Regions from separate parts of the Homo sapiens genome. Here regions 2 and 3 are each linked to region 1. A link is a contact called in ENCODE Hi-C data. All regions are on one chromosome and are shown on one strand. Each heading gives the region's core, a stretch centred on a gene start or an enhancer-like site at or near the end of the contact. The rest is flanking DNA. Distances are from core to core; before and after follow the strand shown. Region 1 holds the start of STARD3NL (STARD3 N-terminal like). Region 2 has its middle 62 kb from the start of NME8. Region 3 holds the start of GPR141 (G protein-coupled receptor 141).

Region 1 (3,361 bases), core at 2-2,501:
TCAAATACTAGCAGTGGGAATGTAAGTTAAAACAACTACTCAGGGGAGCAAATCAGTGAAATCTATTAAGGATTTACATCGTGCAAACTCTGTGATCCAGTACATTCTCTTGTTGGTATCTGCACTCTAGAGAAATACTTGGACCTAAGTACAAAAAGGCATCTACATATATATTTATGGTACCATTGCTTCTCATAATAATATTAATAAACAAACGTGAGGGTGGGGGAATGGTACATTAATTATGTATGTATATATATACACATATTGGTTCTGAGGACATGCAGCATTTTCAGAGAATGAGGTAGATTTATATACAGATATGGAAAGATTTCAATGCTAAGTGTAAAAAAGTAACATCTACACTTGCAAATGCACAGGAACTAGGAGTCATCATCTACAGACTGGGTTTGTAATTAGGGCCTAAAAGGGATATAAGCATAATTGTAACGTTTAAGCTTTTTTTTTTTTTCGCATGGACAAAATCTTACTTGTGTAATTTAAAATTAATAACGGTACTTAGAATGACTTTGGAAAAATATACAAATAATGAAATGGGGATCCAAAGAATGTTCACTGTATACCTCTGTACTTCTAAAAATGTGAATAAGTGTAGCATCCGTTGGGAGAAAAGTTTAATTAAATTTTAAATAAAACAATAAAAGGTGCCTAACTTCGTGTGAAAACAGACATATAGATATAATTAAATGTGACTACCGCTTAGAGATGTTAGTTATGAACTAGGAGCGCTGAGAAAAGGTATCCTAAATAGGTCTGGGGGAAGTGAGAGTTAGAAGAGGTGACTCTTGAGCTGAGTACCGACATAGAAATGGTATGCCCTGTTTTTATTCCTGGAGGGCTCAGCATGAGGTGCCCAAGAGGCCCTGAAACCCATTTCCATGACATTTTCCCACGAGCTGGAGCATAAACCCCCACCGAATAACTGAAGGGAAGCGGAAGGCGCAGAAACGCGGACGAAGAGGAAGCGGGCGCTTGTTAAACCGTGCGATGCACAATGCGGGAAAGTCCAACCAGCTCCGTGTTTCAAAGCTGGATGCCCAGATTTCCCACCCATTCCTACAGGCAGACCGGCTCGCCCTCTCCCTCCTTCCCGCGTCGTTTACTGGTCAGTAGAAGATTGACATGTCATCTGGCCAATAGGTTGGCTCCTCTATGGAGGCACTCAGGAACCAGTCGGGTCTTTGGTCCCTCGAGCGAGATGCGAGCTGTGTGCGTCGACGTCAGCGTGCTGACGTCACGGGCCGGAGGTCCCGGGGCTGCTGGGTGCGGGCGGTGGGCTGCGCGTTGTCCGCTGGACTGGGTCCCGGTCACGCCCCGCCAAGCCCCGCCCCTCAGGCCGGGGCGCGACCGCGGATCCGCAGTTCCCGGGCCAGCCTGGGGCGGCCGGCCAGGAACCACCCGTTAAGGTAGGCTGGGTTTCTCGTTCCCCTATTTGACAGGTTGGAAAACTGAGTCTCCTGGGTCAGATGACTTACATGGGGGCGTACAGGGGACCCGCGGACGGAGGCCATATCCTGGTCCTGTTCTGTTTCCTGAGTCCTGCGCGAGCCTCCAGGGGAGGAGGAGGGGCGAGGCAGGCTGTGCTCATAATGGACACAAGAGTGAAGTTGCAGAATGCTGAGCCCCGCTGCTCCCACGGCGTGGGCCGGGATTCAGGGATGGATATAGGTAGCGGGAGTGTCCTCATTCCTCCAGCCTGCGGACCCTGAGGAGTCCCCGGTGGGGTCGGCCCCGGGCTGGCGCCATGGGCCCCCAAGAAGGACCAAGAATTGGTGACTGGGTGTAATGCGTGGGTTGTCCAGACACAGGCGGTTGTGAGTCTCTTCTATTCATTGAGAAAAGTCGTGTTCAAAAAAAAAAAAAAGAAAGAAAGCACGAATCATGAATGTTCTCCCTGTGGTTTCAGTTAACTGCTTCACCTACTCGTAGATATCTCGCCATTGTTTGAAATCTTAGTTGCTTGAATACTTTTGATTTAGGGTTAGGGATTTTTCCCCCTCTCTTTTAGTTCAAACATGGGTGGACATTGTGGAACTTTTCTTTGTTCACTGTGTCATTTGTCTTCTATTTCACAGATGGAATCACTGAATTCATCACTTGACACAGTACTAGTTTGGATAAGTTTAGCAAGGTAACCAAGTAACGGGTCTAATTAAATCTTTACTGGAATTAGTCCAGTTTGCCACATTTCCTTGTTAGGAAGAATTCTGAAAGGTAATTCCCGTCTGTATACCATATCTACCCATACGCCTCTTTCTAGAAGCAGGATCTCACAAAACGACTTATGGTATCCTTGTTTTATTGATGGATTCTGATAAGGTGGTGGATTATTCATGTTCATAAAATGAAAACATACAATATGTTGTCGTGTAGAAGTCACTGTCTTTAAAATCTAACTGTCTCAAACATTGGTCTTTTAAAACTGCATTATTGCATTGCCTAAAACTGCATGAAAGAAATGAAATGAAACAGCCTCTGAGGGATATTACCTTACTTATGTTCACAGAAGGATGGTGATTAACATCATTTGGATTTATTCAATGGACAGTTTGCCTGAGTGATTGTCTATGCCACTCATTGTTTTAGGTTTTAGAGATTGAGTAGTGAGCAATTTAGATAAGGCCCATACCCTCAAAGACTTTAACTTTTGTTGGAGAATATAATAAACATGTAAATCAAAGAGACAAGTTTAGATAGGAATAAATGTCAGAAAAGATACTACTGGGTAGAGAGTTTGAGAGTGACTGGGTTGTATGGAGAAATGGGATGGTCAGGGAAGACCTCCCTAAGGAGGTAACACGAGGTGACATTTTGGGTGATAGCTGAATGTTTAGCTGAGTCAGCCATGAGAAAATGGGCTGGAAGTTTCTAGGCAGATATAAACAGTGTAAAGGAGCTAAAGGAAGAATGAACTTGGCATGTTCCAGGGACAGAGGGAAGCCCGTGTGGCTGGAGCTGAGTGAACCTAGGGGAGGGTGAGGTGAGGAGACAGTGGTCAGAGGTGACACTGGAGAGGTGTACAGGGATTGGATCATCTTGTATCCCATGTGAGCCTTACAGGCAGGCAAGGGAAAGATAATTTGTGTACTGCAGAGTCTTGTTTTCTTTTAGTGATACTCATAAACTCTAGCCAACTTTCTGCTTTGTTTTGGTTATGAAATCATTGCAGTAATTTATTGTGTATATATTTTTTCTCCAGAGGCCCTCTTAATGAAAAGATCTTGTTTCCTTCAGCACCTTATCCGATGTAGTTTGTTTCCTTTCCATTGTTATATGCAGAACTCAAAGTCTTTGCTTTTTCTTAAGCTCCCTGCTTTTAATCCTTTCTACTTCCAACCGT
Region 2 (3,747 bases), core at 907-3,406, 390 kb before region 1:
CTTGGATCACCTTCCTCTGGGGGAGGAGTGAGAGAGACAGAATGTCCTTTGTGGGCCTTCATCTCTCATCTGCAAAGTGGAAGACAGGGATGGGATAACCTATCTGGACACTTCTCATTTGAAATCTCATGTCTCAATGGAAGAAAGGTCTATTGTACCATTGCTGGGAAATCTCCGTTTTGTGGTTTCTCCTCAGGCTACCTCTCTGGGTTCTGTTTCTTCCCTGTAAAATACTTTAGCAACAGAACCCAGAGAGTCAGCCTGAGTGGAAAGCACTGAAATGCCCTGGCTCTGAGATTCTCAGTTTATCCTCCTTTCTTAACCAGCTCTGCCACCCAACGTGACCATCTCAAATCCACTACAGCTGGAGGGTTCTCCAAATTCCAAAGATGGCCTTTTTAGGGCACTGTGTATCTTAACACTTTGGAAGCATCCCAGAGCATGGATACATTCAATCAAGAGTGAGACAGAGTGAGACATGCACATACGCAGAGAAGGAAAGATGAATAAAGAGAGATACTTTATGAATGTAGGTGCCTAGTGTGAAGAGCCTACACACTACTCCTAGTTTCTAGGTTGGCTAAGACTCTGGGATTTTTTAGATCAAACAGGGCACCAAGCCTGGCATCTCAAGTTTTTGGCTAATGACTTTTGAGTGTAAACAGGTTTGGAAATTGGCAGTTGCAGATTTTGTTACCACTTTCCTAAAAATACTTCAGAGTGGCAATTTAAGGACTCTAGAGAAGAAAAGTGACCTCCACCCATTCTTTCAGGAGCAGAGATTGCCCAGCAATGGCCATTTCAAATGGCACTTCCATGGAAAAGGAGAAGTGAGCAAGTTGGTGGCATCTCCAGCAGCATTTGCTTTGGACTTGCCTCAGCCGAGGACAGATTGACTTTGTCTTCTGAAAATGAAATTAGGCTAATCATTTATGTTAATGTTTTAATTTAACAGTTTAGAGGGGGAAAATAATTATGTTTAAAGAATTTTAATTCTCTAGGATTTAAAAATAAACTTCTACTTAAAGGTTAAGTTCCAACTCAAAAATAAGATTCCAGATAGCAAAAAGAAGGTGGAAAATGAAGCCATAGATAGTTAATGTGTCTGCCAGAGACTATCTCAAATTCCTTGCCATGTGTACATCATGGGGCAGTGGAAATAAAGACTTGGAACACAAACCCTGGTTTTCATCTTTATCTTCTCCCTAAGTAGCCCTGTGGCCTTGTGGTAAATTCCTAAACTCCGAATTGGGGTGGCTTCATCTCTTAAATAAGAGAATTATATTATTCTGGAGTAAATTATTTCTGAGCTCTCGTATTAAGGAATTGTTAGTTTTCTTTAAAATCTTGGCACTACCCAAGAAAAAAGTGCTGAATTCTGAGTATAGTAAGAAAATATATGAAACACCTGCATTCTTCTAGCTGTGTTGCAAATGCAATATGTACAGATTTTAGTACTTTGAAATCGTAATATCATCAATGTGAACAATTAAAGTTTGTGTTGGTCATAGTTCCAAATTGTAGCTGATTTTTATTTTTATACTCCACTCTTGGTCACATCTAACTTATTTCTTAGTTTGTCCTTTGTTAGACAAGCAATCCCTAAATATAGCACGGTTTCTATGGGAACATACATTCTCCTGAAGATTCCAGGAACACGTTTTATCTGAAAAATAAGGAACTGTCAGATAATACGTCCAAATTCAGGACTATAACCCAGGTTTTATATTTTTGAATTAATTTCATTTAAGTAGAGTTGTTTAAAATTAGTTGAAAAATTGGTTTCATGTGAAATTTTCCAGCTGAGTTGAATTGGTACATATTTGATTTTGATAATAAGAATTAAAATCTTATCTTTTATTGAGAGCTTTTTTTGAAATAATTAAGCATATGGCTCCATAACATTTGGATTCTGTTGTTTTACATCTCTGTGGCCACAAGCACTGTTGGATGATTGTGGAGCAGATGGCACAGGTGGGGACAATACTTACTCTTTTCCAAAGCAAATGAGAACTTTATCAGTTGTTACCTAAACGTAGGCCATAACGCACTTGCATTATGCATTTTTGTCCTTTTGAATTCCTGTAGCTGAGCAATAATATGATTTGGTGCTGAGTTTTCCTGTAACTGCTAGTTCCTTCCATCTTTAGGGTGTAGTCACCCAATACTTCCTCAAAAGTATGCCTTGATGTCTTAGCACAGCTACAGATGACTGTGAAGTTAGGGCAGAAAGTGAGAAGGTTGACATATGAAAATTAAAAACTTTTGAGGAAAACAACCCTCATTGTTGAAGTTACATCACCAGAGGATTGGACTTCAAAGAAAACCATATGTCCAAATGGCAGTTGATGAGAGAAGGGACCTTTGAAAATGGAAAATTATAGTTATAAATATTGGACGCTTACTGCTGAGAATACAAAAGTCTCACAGGAAGTCATGCCACAGGTCGTTTTCATTCTGAATGTGAAACATTTGGGGCAATACATAAAAGTACAATGAGAAACAGCATTGAAAAATACCTTTTAAGTGTTTCATTTTAATAAGAAATATTTCTGAAAATAAGACATTGAGAGTGAAAATGAAGCATTTACTTATGAGAATATTCTCGAATGTGTTTCACCACTAACTGTAGAGATAAACATTCCTTTGTGGCTGGGATGGCTCATCTGGGCTCTTCATTTTCACTGTTCCTCCTTGTGAGCCTTCAGTCTAAAGCTATTCTCTCGCTTCCTCATTTTTCACATGGTTTTAAAGACTGTTGAGGTTAGCGAAGTCTTGGTTCCAGTAAACTGCTCTCATTGCCTGCCCTGATCATGATTAGCAAATGACTATGGTAAATTATATCCTTATAAAAGATAATATTAGGAGTAATATTCCCCTGAAATACTATGAAAAATATCACACGGTGTACATCCACTGTGATATTAGGAGTAAATTCCCCCTAGGATATTATGAATAATATCACAGGGTATAATATCACACCCACTGTGATATTAGGAGCAATATCCCCATAAGATATTCCAAATAATGTCACAGGATGTACACAACAGGTGTACATCCACTATGATATTAGGAGTAATATCCCCATAAGATATTACAAATAATGTCACATGGTGTACAAACCGAGTGTACACCCACTGGAATATTAGGAGTAATATTCCCCTAATATATTACGAATAATGACACAGGGTGTACAACATTGGTGATATTAGGAGTAATATCTCACTAAGATATTACAAATAATATCACAAGGTGTACACCCACTGTGATATTAGGAGTAATAAGCAACTAATACATTACAAATAATATCACAGGGCATACACACAAGTTGTACACAAACTGTATTATTAGGAATAATATCCCCCTAAGATATTATGAATAATAACACAGGGTGTACACCCACTTTAATATTAGGAGTAACATCCTTCTAAGATATTATGAATGATTTCACAGAGTGTGCACCCACTGTGATATTAGGAGTAATATCTCCCTAAGATATTATGAATAATATTACAGGGTGTACACACCGTGAGGTATTCGTAGTAATGTCCCCCTAAGATATTACGAATAATATGACAGGGTGTACATCCACTGTGATATTAGGAAGAACATTCCCCAAAGATATTAAGAATAATATAACAGGGTGTACCTCCACTGTGATATTATAAAAAATATCTTCCTAAGATATTATGAATAATATCACCAGATATACACGCTGGTGTACATTTACTGTGATATTAGGAGTAA
Region 3 (3,588 bases), core at 145-2,644, 490 kb before region 1:
CAGGGCCAGTATCATTTTGATGCCTTTTAAAATTTCTTTTTGAAATAGTGAAATGTCACAATGGATTTTAAAAATAGGGGAATGTTGAAAATGTTGATATTTAATAAATTAGTACTTTTTAATTGACCAATTTCTATATAATATTAACATGCTGTCTACATCAGGAGTTCTCAACCCCTGGGCCACAGACCAGCAGTGGTTCGTGGCCTGTTAGGAACTGGGCTGTACAGAAGGAGCGGAGCAGTGCACGAGTGGGCCAGCAAAGTTTCGTCTATATTTACAGCTGCTCCCCATCACTTGCATTACTGCCTGAGCTCCACCTCCTGTTAGATCAGCAGCGGCATTAGATTCTCATGGGAGCATGAACCTTATTGTTGAATTGTCCATGCTAGGGATCTAGGTTGCAGTGTTCCTTATGAGAATCTAATGTCTGATGATCTATCATTGTCTTCCATCACCCCCAAATGGGACCATCTAGTTGCAGAAAAACAACCTCAGGGCTTCCACTGATTCTACATTATGATGAGTTGTATAATTATTTCATTATATATTATCATGTAATAACAATTGAAATAAAGTGCGCAATAAATGTAATGTGCTTGAATCATCCAGAAAACATCCCCACCCCTGTCTGTGGAAAAATTGTCTTCCATGAAACCTTTCCCTGGTGCCAAAAAAGGTTGGGGACCACCGATTTACATAATTAGAAAGTTTATAAAATCCTAATTTATAGAGTGGTCATCAAATGGTAGGAAAGTTCAAGCAGTTTGAGGAACTGATGTTTTTTTTTCTCAATACTTGCAGTGCATCTCTATGACTGTATGGGCAGCTTCTTCTGGAGATAATGTTGACAGTCTAAAAAGTTAAGCTGTGACGATTTACTCCCCTCCCCTGCCCCTATAGCACACTCTGATTTTAAATATTTTCTCTCTTAATTCTAATTAAATGACATAATTATAGTGCCATATCCCAGTCAATGCCATTTATCAGTGACAGCTAATTAACACAATTATAAAAGTGGGAGCCCTAAGTTACCAGTGAGGTATAGAGCAACTCTGGAAATTTTCTCCTTACTGAAAGGAAATATTACACATATTCCTTCACCAGAAGAACAATACACAGTTTACCTTCCCTTTTTGTTTTTGATAATACCACTTTGTTCCCCATTCTCTACAAAATTTAGTTTGAAGAACATTTTAAAAACTTGATTCATCGTAGTCATCAATCCTTCATAAATATTTCTTGACAATTGGCCTCTCTGTAGTTTGCAACCTGGACTACTCATGTTTAAGAGCTTGGTTTTTCAAGACTATTGTGTTTCAAATGGTTTTGAGGTTTTATGGTCTGTTGACATTCTGAGGAACTTAGAACACATTCACTTCCTTTTGCTTGGTGAGCTGTCCAGAGCCTTTGCAAATGCATGCAGAGCATGGAAATGACCCAGCTGCCCTGCTGTTGAAACAGAATCCTATTTGGAAGGCAGACATGTGGCCCATCTCTGTAGCCATCACTGAGAAATCTGGATTTTCAAGGTAAGTGCAGATGACTTAGGTTTGGGGAGACATGAATGAAAGTGCTATAGAAATAAAGCACACTTAATTTGTTGGCATAGTCCTAATTCAGAATCTTCAAATGGTTCTGCTCTAAAAAGCAAGCTTATTCTCTGACCACAACTCCTCCTTTATAGAAAGAATTGTTCTATTCTTACTGCTTAGGATATGCTGCTCTGAAAGTAAAACCTAATATTTATGGGTAAATGTGAACAAAAATGATTTCAGAATCTCTCTGTCAAAAAACCAGCTAAACATATCATAGAATTTTTTAGAGCAGTTGGCACTATTGAATTTGTGTATAATTATTCAAATGCTTATCTTTTAAGTGATGTCTTAATTTCCTTTTGTTATGAAAATCCTTTAACTCTATTACTGCATTATTTTCAGATAGAGTTTGAAACTATTCAGGCAGCCCTAGTCAATAGAAGGAAACAATCTGTAAGCAATCAAGTACTTAGAAATTTCTAAAAGAAGTATATTCAAAATAACATGTGAAATAATGGTAATTATAATTCTTTCCATCCCACTTTTAAAGTACTACTTAACAGGAAGGATCTGAAAATAACTTCTTAAATAAGATAAATAAAAAGAACAACATCTGTTCAAATAATTTTACTTTAAGTAAAATACTTTCTATACCAGTATTTTCTACTTCCAAGAAGTAATATTTTTCAAATATGTGGAATGAAATATAATGCAAAGTTTTTAAACAATAAGTCAGTAATGCCTAACCTGAATATAGGCATTTAATTTTGTTTCTTTTACAAATTTGTTATATGACTTTTGATAGGTCACTTAATTCTCTGGACTTCAGCGTTCTACATAACTGCACAATTACTTATCTGAGAAATTACTTATTAAGTACTCCAGAATTACATGTCTTTGTTTTCTGTTTTATTGGGTTTAAATCAGTTAATTAGGATTTTAATCAGTCAATAGAAGTAATGGGAAGACCAATGGATGAGGAATCAGGTGGTGTGAATTCTAGTCCTCTGTTTTCTAGTAATTGGCTGCATAATTTGGGGGAATATTGTCTAAGGATTCCAGACCAGGGGTTGGCAAACTTTTTCTACAAAAGCCTTGATAGTAAATATTTTAGGCTTTGCAAGCCAAGAGGTAGAACTGAGGCTAATATATTGGTACTTACATAACCATTTAAAACTATAAAAACCATTCGTAGCTCACAGGCTGTATAAAAACAAGAAGTGAGCCAGCTTTGGCTTAGGTGACACAATTTTCCAACTATTCTTCTAGCAATGATTTTCAACAATTATAAAATGGAAGTTGTAGACTGGATAAGAGATGCTCAGCTAAGGGAGTTCCTGGATGGTCTTTAGATTGATACACCAATCCTCTGAAATTGCATGCAAAAATGTAAGTGTGTGTTTTTCTTTTCTTCCTTTTGTGCGTGTGTGTGTTTCTCTCCCTCCCTCCTTCCTTCCTGCCTGCCTGCCTGCCTGCCTGCCTGCCTTCCTGCCTTCTTCCCTCCCTCCCTCCCTCCATCTCTCTCTCTCTTTCTCTCTTTCTTTCTTCAGGGCCTTTCTCTCTGTTGCCCAGGCTGGAGTTTAGCGACTCAATCATGGCTCACTGACTGCAGCATCGACCTCCGGGGCTCAAGTGATCCTTTCATCTCAGCCTCCTCAGTAGCTGAGACTACAGGTACTTGCCACCACACCTGGCTAATTAATTAATTTTTTTTTTTAAATAGAGACAGGGTCTTGCTCATGTTGCCCAGGTTAGTCTCAAACTCCTGGGCACAAGTGATCCTCCTGCCTTGGCTTTTCAGAGTACTGGGATAACAAACATGAGCCACTGTGCCTGGCAGCACTTTTTTTTTTTTTTTTTTTTTTTTAAATAAGAAAAACACGGATTGATTTTCAAAGTGGTCCAAAATCCAATTGTAGTTAAGGACCACAGGTCTAGCTAATTTCTAAAAGTGCTTTCCAAATTTAAAATCAATGAGCCTGTGAAATGTTTACTGGTGTCTACTATGGGTAAGCCATTGTGCTAGCACTATAAGAGACGTAGCATGTTG

What was found. Hi-C counts contacts between places; a loop is a spot of excess contacts on that map. Pooled maps may share reads with other maps.
Region 2: a map with no recorded cell type shows a loop between it and region 1 (4-fold over the local background). The contact joins the enhancer-like site here to the promoter of STARD3NL in region 1. A Hi-C loop is called at or near these places in 16 of 37 single-sample maps with no recorded cell type and 5 of 50 pooled maps.
Region 3: a loop to region 1 is called in a pooled map, with 4 times the contacts of the local background. The contact joins the promoter of GPR141 here to the promoter of STARD3NL in region 1. A Hi-C loop is called at or near these places in 6 of 37 single-sample maps with no recorded cell type and 4 of 50 pooled maps.

What each region holds. Positions count from the first base shown.
Region 1 is chr7:38,176,994-38,180,354 of GRCh38, forward strand. STARD3NL (STARD3 N-terminal like) reads left to right here and starts at 1,252. Exons shown (of 9, transcript NM_032016.4): 1 at 1,252-1,427. RefSeq lists an enhancer at 899-978 and a silencer at 1,229-1,508.
Region 2 is chr7:37,784,700-37,788,446 of GRCh38, forward strand. No RefSeq gene overlaps it. Among named protein-coding and RNA genes, the nearest start is that of NME8, 62 kb to the right of the region's middle. Within about 2 kb of position 2,157, at least 3 of the 41 ENCODE cell types and tissues checked have a DNase peak (open chromatin) inside an H3K27ac peak, as active enhancers do.
Region 3 is chr7:37,682,372-37,685,959 of GRCh38, forward strand. GPR141 (G protein-coupled receptor 141) reads left to right here and starts at 1,395. Exons shown (of 3, transcript NM_001381946.1): 1 at 1,395-1,532; 2 at 3,089-3,212.